Regions from separate parts of the Homo sapiens genome. Here regions 1 and 2 are each linked to region 3. The links are chromatin contacts, found by Hi-C or POLR2A ChIA-PET in ENCODE. All regions are on one chromosome and are shown on one strand. The core of a region is the stretch at or near the end of the contact, and the rest is flanking DNA. Distances in the headings are between cores, read along the strand shown.

Region 1 (4,372 bases), core at 537-3,036, 260 kb after region 3:
TATGGATCCATTTTGTCTGATGTTGATGTTCTATGACATCAGACACAGAGAACACCCCAGCCTGGCTCTGGGCACCAGACTGGCTCCCAGGGACACCGAGGCCTCACGCCAGTTGTCCAGGGCCACTCTTCTCTTTCACAGACCCCTGTCCCAGAAACATGCACATACACACACCATGCTCACAGCCTCATACCTGACAGAGGCCCCCCGCCACCAAAATTCCACTCCTTCTCTGTTTCCATCATTATAGTCAGATATGTGTATGTTACATGCACAGTCATGAATTATACAAATCTAAAATGCCCACACCAGAAAGGACCTAGAGCTCATCTCATCCGATTCCTTCATTTTTTGCCTGTGAACATGGAGGTCCAGAGGAGCAGCTTGTCTAGGATTATGGTGCTGATAAATGGAAAGGCCAGGACAGAAGCCCAAGTGAGGCCTCTGAACACCGCATTCTTCCCACCACTGAGATGAGCAGGAGTTACAGAGACACCAGTTTTGGCTCCCTGTGAAGAAGCATTTTCTTATAGCCATAGCCATTCAAAAGTAGAGTCAGGTCCAAGTTCCTTATTGCTGGGGCCATCTGAGCAGAGTCTAGCTGCCACCTTCCAGGGATGTTTCTGGGCAATTCAAGGTAGGGGGCTTAATGTCCCTTCAGTGCTGAGAGACTTTTAATAGTCAAGAAAACATCTACTTGACTGCTTTAATAAAAAGGTGAAGTTTTCACATCTGAAAAACAGAAGTACTAATAATACCCAAGTCAGAGGATTTCTGCAAGGCTCAAATGAGATAATACAGATAATGCACATAAAATGATTAGCACAGTGCCTGGCACAATAAAAGTAACTTGTGGCTGGGTAATAATACCTCTCTGGCACACTAGAGGTGGTAAATTCAATAATTTTTTACCTGTGAACATCCTACTTAGATTCATAAAATATTGACATTTAAAGATCCTCTAGAGATCATCTCATCAATGCCTCCCCATTTCACAGACCAGGAAGCAGGCCCAGGGAGGAGCCAGGACTCACCAAGAGGGTTCCACAACAGAGCTGGGGCTAGAACCCGCAGCACCAGGCTCCTCTGCCTTCCTATATGCAGCCTGGTGTCTCCTCAGGGCCTAATAGAAACATTGCCTGCAGGGGCAAGCAGAGACCCGAGCCTGGTGGTGAGGGCCAGGGCTAACATGTCTAACAGATGAGTTGGGAGCAATCAGAGGGTTTTGGTGTTGTTGTTGTTAGGCTGGAGGGGTGTGTGTGTGTGTGTGTGTGTGTGTGTTGGTGTTGGAAGGGTGGTCGGTGGGAGGGGGGTTGAAACTGAATGAGACAAGAGAAATTGGAGTTAAGGAAAGGATTGTTTGGCTTAATAATATATTTTCCAAATAAAGAACCTTTAGGAAATTAGAGCCAGGACTAGACTGTAATTCTCTGAGGGCAAAGGAAGAGGAAGGGAAAGGAGATATGCTTAGAGTTGGAGGAGAAGGCAGAAAGGTTTCCTGAGTCTGTTAGGGCCTTGGGGCAAGGCTGGTCGTCATTCATCCTCTTCTTGCCTCCTCCTTTCACCTCTAAAGGCGAAAGGCCAAACTGTGGTCTGTTCATTAAATAAATGCTGGGTGTCGAAATTAAAATGGCTCACTGATTTGGCTATGTTGTGTGTGTGTGACTGACAGACAGAGAGAGAAAGGAGGAGTTAGTATGGGGAAGTGATACAGTGAAGAAGTAAGACATTGAACCATGAAACAGAGGAGCTGCCCTGACTTGTGGCCTTGGGAGAGTTCCTGAACCTCATCAAGTCTCAATTTGCCCATCTAGAAAGCGGAAGTAACATTATCAGCCCTAATGGGTTATAATGATTAGGAAAAACACCTTAGTGCCAACTCAGGAGCCCACAATCTGTGGCAGTCAGCTGGAGTGTGATTTCCAGCTGTCTTAACTCTCTAGGCCTCAGTTCTATCTTTTAAAAATAATGAAAGAATTTCCCCCAACCCAATTTACAGATTTGTTGCAAGGATGAAATAAGATCCAACAAGTGAGAGAAATTTTAAAATGTAGAATCTTGCACAAATATAAACATAGCATTAAAAACAAAAAGCATCTTTGTGCTAAGATACCATAGACAGAGACTGCCTGGTGTGCTTTTTTAAAAATTGGGAAAAGACCACTATCTTAAAAAACAACCTCCTCCAGTGCCTCGAATTTTCCCATTTGCCTTCCTCTTTTGGTCCTCAGGACTGTCAGCCTTAGAACAATGCTATACAAAGTGTGGTCCCTGGCCGCCTGGGAGTTTGTCAGGAATGCAAATTCCCAGACCCCACCCCAGACCTACTGAAACAGAAAATCTTGGGAGCAGAGCTCGGAGATCTATATTTTAATAAGATATCCAGGCCTGGCGTGGTGGCTCACGCCTGTAATCCCAGCACTTTGGGAGGCCGAGGCAGGTGGATCACGAGGTCAGGAGATCGAGTCCATTCTTGCTAACTCGGTGAAACCACGTCTCTACTAAAAATACAAAAAAATAGCCGGGCGTGGTGGCGGGTGCCTATAGTCCCAGCTACTCGGGAGGCTGAGGCAGGAGAATGGCGTGAACCCGGGAGGTGAAGCTTGCAGTGAGCCGAGATTGCGCCTCTGCACTCCAGCCTGGGTGACAGAGTGAGACTCCATCTCAAAAAAAAAAAAAAAAAAAATCCAGGAATATTATAGGCATGTTAAAGTTTCAGAAGTGTTGTTTAAGAGCTTGTGAAAGTGCAGGTTCTCATTCTATAGGTCTGGGATGGGTCATCCTGTTAACTTTTGTACGGTTTTAATAATTTTTCTTTTTTTCTTCTAATTACCATAATTTTATAATTACAGGTTGAGCATCCCAAATCTGAAAATCCAAAATCTGAAATGCTTCAAAATTTGAAACTTTTTGAGTACCAACATGACACCACAAATGAAAAATTCCACACATAAGTACTTAACACAAACTTTGTTTCATGTAAAACATTGTTTAAAACATTGTATAAAATTACCTTTAGGGGATGTATATAAGGTATACATGAAACATAAATGAATTTTGTATTTAGACATGGTCCCATCCCCAAGATATCTTATTGTATGTATATGCAAATATTCCAAAATCTGAAAAAAATCTGAAATCTGAAACACTTCTGGTTCCAAGCATTTTGGATAAGGATTACTCAACTGGTACCTTAGTCTGATTAATTTATTCTCAGCTTCTATGTATTAGTTCTTAGGGATTCTTTTTTTTAACTTCACCTTTTTTGTAATGTTCCTAGCAAATGTTATTCATGTTATTTCACTTTTTAAAAATTATGCCATTGCTCTAGTGGCGGAGCAGGAAGCAAAGGAATACAGGGCCAGCATGCTGCTGAATGGGCCTGGCAGCAGCAGAACTACGTGAAGAGGCCTCTGTGTTCCTGGAGGTTTATGGACAGAGGTCCTTGTGTAACTTAATGTTCCAGATCCCGTGTCCTAAGCAGAGTAGCTGCAACCCAGAAACAGCCTCTGCAAAGGAGCCTTCAGTACCAGATCCAAGCCTCACTTTGTGTCCTCACTCCCACTTGCTCATTGGCCCCTGACCCAGCCTTCAGGATTTCAACAGCAAGCCGAAGAGCAGGTGCTCCTGTCAGCTTTTCTGCTCACTCTGGCTCCTGTGGCCAGACCCAAGTTCATACAGCAGATCTTTCCTGCCCTGCGTGGGCCTTTGAGACGCTGTGGAGGGTGGGCCTGCTTGGTTGATTACTACTGCTGCTGCTTCTAGTTCCATTGACCCACCAGGGACAGCAGCTCTGATTCGGCCTATGCCTGCCCTCCGCCACCTCCCTCCTTCCTTTCTCCCTTCCCCTCCCCCCTCTCCCACATACCAGAAATCACTGTCTTGGCACTTGGGATTTGAAAATTTGCCCAACAAATGAAAACTGATCTTATCTGTCTGCAAAGCAATTCGACAATGCATTTCAGGAGCCAAAATATGTTTATATTTCTTGATCCAGTAATCCTTCTCCTGTTGAATGATTTATATAAATTCCCAAAAGGAAAAAAAAATAGTTGGTACACAAAGATCTTCTGTGGAAGATTATTCATTTAATAAATATTTATTGAGTGCCTCCTGCATGCCAGGCACAGTTCTAGATGGTGTAATCAAGATAAACAAAGTCCCTGCTCTCCTGGAGATTATGTTATAATTGAGGAAAAAGACAATAAATACCCACTTAAAGAGGGAAAATAATATATTTACTAAATTCTCTGCAGAGGAATTTTTTTTTTTCTTTTTGAGGTAGAGTCTCACTCTGTTGCCCAGGCTGGAGTGCAGTGGTATGATCTTGACTTACTGCAATCTCCGCCTCCCAGGTTCAAGTAATTCTCCT
Region 2 (4,307 bases), core at 1,579-4,078, 310 kb after region 3:
AGCAGACGAGGCGGGTGGGAGGCGTCGTGGAAAAAGGGCTTGCCCCGCCACGGACCCGGGAGGTACCTCCGGGATGGCCAGAATCCCAAGGATTCCGTTGCTTTGTTGTATTACAGAAAAGTAATGGAAACATGTGAGTCTCCGCCGCAGACAGAGGCAAAGAGAGGTCCTAAGGTTGGCATTCAGGGCCTTAGCCTAAGTTTCAGATCAGCTTTCCCTGACCTCCATCCTGTTTCTCCTTTCTGCTGGAGCCCTTATCTTGGGTTCCATGACTGACAGAGAACAGCGCCAGGCGGTAGCTGACCCTCCAAAGGTAGTGGGTGATCAGTCTTAGGGGACGGTGGCTCAGCACCAACCACGTGCCAGGCAGGCTTCCCACGTTCATCTCGTGGCCCTTCCAGAAGCCACTGCCATGATTAGGGTCGTCCCTGTTGACAGATGAGGTGACAGGTTCCAAATGAATCCACCATTCCAGTGGTCCAAAAACCGGCCCTACATGGGATCACCCCTGGGCTTGTGAAAACTGGGAGCGCTGGGTGGGCCCCACATGGTTTGAGTCAGTAGTTCTGGAGTGAGGCTGGAGATTTTGCATTTATAAGAGCTCCCAGTCTAGGCTGATGCTCCAGGTCTGGAGCTACACTTTGAGAACCACTGCCCTATGCAACAGTGCCTCTTATGAATAAATTTTAGGCCCTTAGGGAAACCTACAACTCACCATAGACCACCTTCCATCGCAGGGATCTATATGATGTATTTTCTCCCTCGTAACAGTATTAGAGAGTTGCTTTCCTGACTGTCTGCCTGGTGTCCAACCCTCAGAGGGAGTGAGCCCCAGACACTACATTCAGTCATCTCTGAGTGCACCTCCTGTGCACTGCATGACGTGTGCTTTCTAAAGCATGCGTGCATCTGTCAAGCAAAAGGTCAAGGAACCGTTCAAAGATGAATTTGCTCACTTAAGTGATGACCAGGAGAGGGATCAGTCAGGGCTGGGAAGCTTGCAGAAAACTGCCAGAGGCTTCCAGAAAGGGAATGTACAGGGCTAGGGCTAGAGATTGGATGACGGGGGCAGACAGGACAGGGTCTTTAGCACATAAGCATGCTGAGAGGGGAGTGATGGGGCAGCCACACTCAGACAGGGAGCCACCTGCCATCACTGCTATAATCAGAGGGGCCCTGGTGTGGAGGGGAGCAGAGACCTGGGACAAGGAGCTGAGGGAATCGAGAGCTTCTGGAAGGCCTCCCCATTTTATTGACCCAGTGAATCCATGTGGTTTCTCTGTCACACTCTAGCTGGCTTGAGCAAAGGGAGAGCGTCCTCACTCATGTTGCACACATTACTGCCTTTACTAAGTCATTTAACAATGACATTCATAGATGAGGGTATTTCTGGTGTTGAAATAATCACAGCTGCCACTTATTAAGTGCCTGTTACATGCTAGGCACTTTACATCATCTTACTCAATCCTCCCAGCAACTCTGATAAGGTGGCACTGAGATTGTCCCCATTGTACAGACGAGGAAACTGAGGCTAAGAGAGGTTAGTCAGCTTGGCTAAGGTCCCAGTCGCTAGGAAATGGCAGGGCTATTGTCTTTCCATCTCTAAACTGCTGCTTTCCACTCTACCATCCTGCCCTCATTTCCTGAACACCTGCTCTGTGCAAGGCCCTGTGTGCAACCACAAAATGAATCATTCAAGTAGTCATGTATTCAATAACCCTTTTTTTCAGCACTTACTATTTTTATGGGCTTATTTATTTATAGCATGCCTTATTTCAGAAAGCACTTAACTTCTTTATTTGATATACAAGCATAAAATTTTACAGGAGTGGTCATGTGACAAGCATCAAACGAAAAACAGAAGTTGGAAAGGTCAGAAGCACCCAGGAATGACAGGTATACAAGTGTGGACCTTGAGGTCCTATATGCCATGGGGACAGGCCACAAATTGCCCTCTGACCTTTCTAGCAGCTAAAACTTGATCCCACGCAATTCAGTGTCCATAAGACACTGGCACACCATTGCTGAGGCAAATCAAAACTCTATTAGGCCCTGAGACCTGAGAGGTATTTTTTTAGAGAGTTGGCATGAAGAGAACACTGTTAAACGTGAGGAACAATGTCCCCAAACAGCCTCCCAATTGCACGTACGGCACAAGTCTCAGGGGCCGTTTCCTGTACCCGCTCCCCACCGCCTCCCCACTCCTACTCCGTGCTGGCCCAAGTCCCATAGCAGGAAAACAGCTCAAAAAAGAGAGAGCCGAGACAAGGCCAGGCAAGCACACCACCCTCTAGCTTCATCCACGTGTGGGGTTTGCCGCAAACATTGGTAATAGATGCTAAATTCAGGTCCCAGGTAAGTTTTGTTTGGTCTGAGCTGTGTACTTAAATGGCTTGAATTAGTTGTCAGCTTTAAACAAGTTTCACCTTTTTAAAAATTCAGATTTTTGGCATTCTCTTTTTAAAAAAGAGGGACTTGACAACATGGGGCCCACATTCCCAAAGGACAAGAATTTGCTAGAGCCAGTCGTTTTCCAGTCCCCGCATGGTCCCCTGGAGGCCTTTCTTTGCTTTGAACTTTCCTACCTGGCTCTGCAAGGCGTCAGGGGTTTGCAGCCTGTTTTAGGATGTTTTGAGCCCTGGCACATTTGTGTGCAGAAGGATCACCAGGAGACTTGTTTATAGCACAGGGTCCCTGGTCTGGCTCCTTGGATTTGGGGTGGGGCTCAGACAGGCATCCTTCTACCAGGTGACTGTGATGCTTCCGTCTCTCCTAACAAGCACGGAAGACTGGGTGGGGCCTGTGGGGGACTATACAGCTGCTCAATGCTACTGACTCAGATAAACAGATGACTAGTTTTCTTTCAACACAACAAATATGGCAAATATAGTGGGGTTCCGAGTTCAAGGTTATACTCCCCGAGGTGCCTGGAGTGCAGCTCCTCTAAGTGGCTGGGTGGGTCTTGAGTCGTGTGCTGTAAATTATGGTGGCGCTCCACCTGGGCTGCACCTTGAACCACCCGGGGAGCTTTTCAACCCACACTCTTCACCCCATGCCTAGGCCACATCCAGGCCAATCAAACCAGAGTCTCTGAAGATAAGAACACAGGCATCAGCATGTTAAGGTTCCCGGGGTGATCCCAAAGTACGGCAGGTGTGCGGGCTTAAGATTGAGCAAGGTTCTCTAGGCCAATACCTTCTCTAGATATTGACTGTAGCTGGACCAAGTTCCTCAGAGAGGGGAGGGGAGGGAAGGAGAGGAGAAGAAGGGGAAAGGAGGGGAGAGGAGGGGAGAGAAGGGAAGAGGGCGGGAGAGGCAGATGAGTAAATGGATCCTTACACTAACTGTGATGAGCAGAAACCCAGGCGCTCTGGGGCATGAGCAGGGATACCTAACCCAGCCCTGGGGGCTCAATCTCTCCCCACCCCTGCAGGAGAGGCTTGGGGTGAGTTTTGGGAATAAGGACCATCCAGCCACATGACGAAGGGGAAGGAAAATCCCCATCAAGGCAAAAACACAGTCCAAGGCTCTGAGGCCCAAATTCCGGGGAGAGGGGTGAAGGTTGTTTGTCGCACCTGGGTTAAAGGGTGGGGGTGGAGAGTAGGAGAAGAGGCTACACAGGTGAGAAGGTGTCAGATCACAAAGGGCCTTGTATGCCAAACTAAGAAGACTGAACTTGACCATGAAGTTAGGCAGACCCTCTGGAGAGTTTTAAAGCAAGGAGTCGTGTGGATGAACAAACCTGTGATGGGCTGGGGTTACCAAGGAGGGCTTCCTGGAGGAGGTCAGACTTGAGCTGAGGGAAGGATAGGATTTGGAGAGCTGACATTCTGATGAGCGGCTTCGGTTAAAGCTCACAAAAACCCTTCCCTCCCCCATGCCCTTTGAAATCATTTGAATCAAAGATTGCGTGTGTTAAAGACATGTTTGTCTGTTATCTGAAAGCTGTGGTTTCTCTTTAACAGATTCAGGGCCTCATCCTTTGACTCGGAACCAGGAAGGAATTAGGAGCGAGTCCTCCTGCCCAGAGAGCTAATTACTGAAATTCAGTGGCCTCACCAGGGCGAGTGGCGTCACCGGCCTGCATCCCCCAACAGCTCCTAATTTCTAACTGGTCAAAGTTAGACATTTCAGTACATTTTTATGGGCTGCCCAAAGCCAGCTGGAAGCTTTTTTTCCATAAACTCTCCCTGAGACAAGTAGCCAGGTTTCACATATTAAAATGAAAACGTCAAAAGCGTTAACAGGAAAAAAAAAAAAAAAAAAAAAAGCAGGCTCATTTGTGAGGCCTCAGCTCACAAAACCTG
Region 3 (3,949 bases), core at 200-2,699:
ATCCCTCCTTAGGCAACCTGGGTGGTCCCTCCCTCCTGAACTTAAGTGCAGACACTCTATCTAGTGACACAGTGCACTACAGCCCAGAACTCCTGGGCTCAAGCGATCCTCTCTCCTCAGCCTCCCCAGTAGCTAGGATTACAGGCGCAGACTACCAGCCCTCCTTGCTTACGTTCCTTTTTTTTTTTTTTTTGAGACAGTCTCGCTCTGTTGCCCAGGCTGGAGCGCAGTGGCGCGATCTCGGCTCACTGCAAGCTCCGCCTCCCGGGTTCACGCCGTTCTCTTGCCTCAGCCTCCCGAGTAGCTGGGACTACAGGCGCCCGCCACCACGCCCGGCTAATTTTTTTGTATTTTTAGTAGAGACGGGGTTTCACCGTGTTAGCCAAGATGGTCTCGATCTCCTGACCTCGTGATCCGCCCGTCGTGGCCTCCCAAAGTGCTGGGATTACAGGCGTGAGCCACCGCGCCCGGCCGGCTTACATTCTTTTAAAGTCAGAAGAAAAAAATGAACTTTCAGGTCAGAGAAAATATTTTGTTATATAATATTGATACGTCATGTTTATATCAATGCAGTTGTAAAATATGTTAAATATTTATACATATATTTAACTTACATGTGTGTGAAATATATGTGTGTGTGTAATGTACAAGCCACAAGGCAAAAGTGCTCAGGGTCCAAGAAAGTCAAAACGTGTCCCTGCACCCGAAAAGCACGAAACCTTCTGGGGCAGTGATTATGGCAGAGCAAGTTGGAAGATGGCAGGTGGTAGACAAATTGTGAAAAATATCACATTTCTCTCACCCTGTCAAAGGCAACCCCAAAGTGAAGTCAAAATAGAGATGAAATGCAGGGTCACTTCCTAGCTGCGTGATCTTGGACAAGAGAGTTGACCAACCTGAGCCTCAGTTTCTCCATGGATACAATGGGGATGCGTGCCTCCGACGTTTGTTGGACAGGACCGGTATATACGAAGCATACAGCGGTATATACAGTAAATGCCCCCATAAATACACGTTGAATGAATGCAGTAAATGCATGCTTAGCATGGTGGCCAGTATACGGTAAGCGTCCAATAAGTGGTAAATGTTGGCTTTAAAAATTGTTCAAAAGTCTCCACGAGCGACAACCCTAGTTCTCCAAGACGCAGGCGCACCCCACCAGGTTCCACGCAGACCTGCGCAGTAGCTCCCCCAAGAGGCGAGGACACGCGACTGCGCTTGCGCATACGCGCTTTCCACCTTCCCTCCGGGCGCGAGCGCCCGTGGGGCGGGCCTCAGCGGCGGCGCGACAAGTCCAGAGGTGAGGGCTGAGGAAGGGGCGTGGCTAGCGGGCTGGCCTCAGCCACCCTCTTCCGGGCTCCGCCAGCTGCGCGCGCATCTTCTCCCCCTTCTTTTGTGGTCCGGCCCATTGCGAGGGTGACAGGAAACCCTGTGCAGGGAGCGCCGCCATCTTGGACCAGCCCGAGGAAGATACTGAGGGAGCACAGGAGCAGTCACCGCTGCCACTGCTACTGCCGCTACTGCTGCCGGCGCGTCTGCACCTCTCGGCCTGCCAGTGTACCTGCCGGCGCCTCGGTCGACCGCCCCCGCCCCCTCTCCCGCTGCGTCCGCACTCCTGTTCCTGGTCCTGACGCCCCCCTCCCGCCCGGAAAGCTGCCCAGCCACCAGCAACCCCCCAGGTAACCCGGGCCTTCCGTAGTGTCCGGCCGGCTGATACCTCCTCGCGCCGGGTTCTTCAGAGGGGCGTGTGTGGGGACGGTGGAGACTGGGCCGCAGGCGGGCGGCGCCCCGGGGCCAGGCCCCGTCAGGCCGTGGCTAGCCCGTGGGTCGGCGGTGAGCGCCGCGGCGCCGGCCTGACAGGACTCCTGGGCGGGGGCGGAGGTGTCCCCTGCGCGGCTCCGGCCTGAGCCTCCTGCCCTCCCCAACCGGCGGGGCGCTCCGAGGCGTGCAGGGAAGGGTGTGTTCCGGCCTCGCCTTCCCCGCCTTCTCGGCGCGGCTGGGCAGGACCGCATCTCCCGCGGGCCCCCCTCTCGCCGCTGTTCCCCGCGGCCGCAGCCCGCCCCCGCAGGGTGTACCCACGCGTGCCGCGCCGCCCTGCAGCCCGCAAGCCCCAGACGTGGCGGTCCCGTCCCGTAGGCCGCGTCTGGCTCTGAGTACAAAGGCAGCTCTTCGCAGCCCTCTTGGCGTCTCGGGGCAGCTCCGGTGTCCTTGTCGATGTGGGGAGCCCGGCCCTGCAGCCGGGCCGGGCCGGGGCCGGGGTCTGGGTCTGTGCGCCTGTGCTTGCGATGTCCTGGTTTTGGTGCGTTCCTGTGAGGCCCGTGGACAGCCTCTACGGCCCTGAACCTACAGAGCATCTAGAAATAAGAGAAAGTTGTGGCATTTCTAGAATCTAAGAGAAGACGACAGAGCTGGAGTGTTTTAAGCGTTTTAACTGTGGGCCAGGTACATATTTATGTATTTTTGTACCTATTTATCTTGCCCCGCGTAGCCCTCGGAGATAAGTTGTCTCCACTTCATAAGTGAGGAAACTGAGGCCTAAAGTTGTGATGTGTGTCTGGCTGTTGATGGTACATTACAAACTGGCTTCGGCTCACACTGTGGCTGGTGGTTTCTGTACTACATTCAAAAATTAGGCTAGGGTTACAGACATGACCATTTATAATGTAGTTACAACTTTATTCCTTTTTTACTGTGTTCGCATTGGATGACAGCTGATTACCCTTTTATGACCTAAAGTCCATAAAGTCAACCACTACACTGGCAAATCCTCATGCTTACAAACCCCAAAGGAGAGATGCCAGGATTTCAGTTTCATATATGAAGAAGAAACGGGTTCCAAGAGGACAGGTGCCTTCCTGGTGACCCCACAGCAAGTGTCAGAGCCCAGATTTGAACTCTTGCAAAGTTTACTGCTCATTTCGTTACTATCCCAACTGCCTTTAAAAAATTCTTTTATTTTTCTAAGGTAAATATTGTAGAGGAACAACTGCCTTTTATTTAGATTTGATTGTTGAAGACAAACTTGACCTTGCAGTAATCCAGCTCCTACCCCTTTATTCCCCCAAGCCTTTCCAAATTTTTTCTTCCAAGTTCTGTTTAGGCAGTTTTATTTGATCATGCCTAGAGGTATGTCGTGGTTAAGAGTTTTGGAGTCATACTGTCAAGGGTTCTCCCTCCAGTACTGCCACTTCCTAGTTAAGTGATCTTAAGCAAGTTACTTAACCTTTCGGACTCAGTGTCCTTATCTATAAAGGGGATAATTGGACCTGCATCTTAGAGTTGTTGCTAGGATTAAATGGGGTTTAAAGAAAGCCCTTAGCACATTGCTTGGCATATAGTAAATCAGTGCCTGTAACAGTGCCAGGCACATAGTGGGTGTTTAATATCTTTTGAATGAATGAGAGAGGAGTATAGCTTTGGAGAGCTACATGTAGAGTTAAACCTGGGCCTTAATTCTAGCTCTCCATTTAGTAGTAGTATGACCACGGGTAGATCACTTCGGTTTCCTTATCTGAAAAATGAGTTTTTAGGATTAGAGACTGTTTATAAAGTAGCTGGCATGTGTTAGGCCCTCAATAAATGGCAGTTATTGTAAAGACGTAAAACCTTAGATTATAATAGCTATTAAAAAATCCCTTGAAATTAAAGCTACATCTTAAAAAGTTGTTGCTTTTTTTGTATTACAGTTAAACTTTATCATTGTTGCATACTTCAACTTTGCAACAGAATTTGGAGTGTTCATTTTTATCAATATCAAATATCTTTGCATAGTCACAGTAAGATATTGTGCTAGTGGAGGAAACTTGATTAAGGTAAATAAAATGTGAAAACTTGGGCTATTGAGAGATGTTTCATGTTTTTTAAAAGAGGCTTGAAACATTTTTATGTGGTAAAAAATGCCAGGCATGGCTAAAGACAACAGTTTGACAAATAGAAGTATTAGAGGTAC

What was found. A loop is a pair of places that touch in the nucleus more often than their neighbours do. ChIA-PET counts read pairs that join two places held with the same protein, here RNA polymerase II (POLR2A). Pooled maps may share reads with other maps.
Region 1: a pooled map shows a loop between it and region 3 (2.3-fold over the local background). The contact joins the enhancer-like site here to the promoter of RAB14 in region 3. A Hi-C loop is called at or near these places in 1 of 168 maps with a recorded cell type or tissue (B cell), 6 of 37 single-sample maps with no recorded cell type and 9 of 50 pooled maps. POLR2A ChIA-PET finds 5 or more read pairs at or near these places in 2 of 52 experiments (MCF 10A and activated T-cell).
Region 2: a loop to region 3 is called in a map of CD4-positive, alpha-beta memory T cell, with 3 times the contacts of the local background. The contact joins the enhancer-like site here to the promoter of RAB14 in region 3. A Hi-C loop is called at or near these places in 1 of 168 maps with a recorded cell type or tissue (CD4-positive, alpha-beta memory T cell), 1 of 37 single-sample maps with no recorded cell type and 9 of 50 pooled maps. POLR2A ChIA-PET finds 5 or more read pairs at or near these places in 6 of 52 experiments (CD4-positive, alpha-beta T cell, GM10248, GM12878 and 3 more).

Annotation. Positions count from the first base shown.
Region 1 is chr9:120,941,990-120,946,361 of GRCh38, reverse strand. C5-OT1 (C5 3' UTR overlapping transcript 1) reads left to right here. Exons shown (of 2, transcript NR_148450.1): 2 at 2,853-4,110. Among named protein-coding and RNA genes, the nearest start is that of C5-OT1, 8.7 kb to the left of the region's middle. RefSeq lists an enhancer at 1,467-1,516. Within about 2 kb of position 1,786, at least 3 of the 41 ENCODE cell types and tissues checked have a DNase peak (open chromatin) inside an H3K27ac peak, as active enhancers do; they include B cell, where a contact is called at or near this core.
Region 2 is chr9:120,890,237-120,894,543 of GRCh38, reverse strand. It overlaps a transcript of PHF19 not described here. Among named protein-coding and RNA genes, the nearest start is that of PHF19, 15 kb to the right of the region's middle. RefSeq lists an enhancer at 1,704-1,923. Within about 2 kb of position 2,828, at least 10 of the 41 ENCODE cell types and tissues checked have a DNase peak (open chromatin) inside an H3K27ac peak, as active enhancers do; they include CD4-positive, alpha-beta T cell, where a contact is called at or near this core.
Region 3 is chr9:121,199,369-121,203,317 of GRCh38, reverse strand. RAB14 (RAB14, member RAS oncogene family) reads left to right here and starts at 1,449. Exons shown (of 8, transcript NM_016322.4): 1 at 1,449-1,679. It also overlaps a transcript of GSN not described here and the pseudogene RN7SL181P. RefSeq lists enhancers at 868-1,027, 1,298-1,517, 1,336-1,835 and silencers at 1,528-1,997, 2,018-2,267.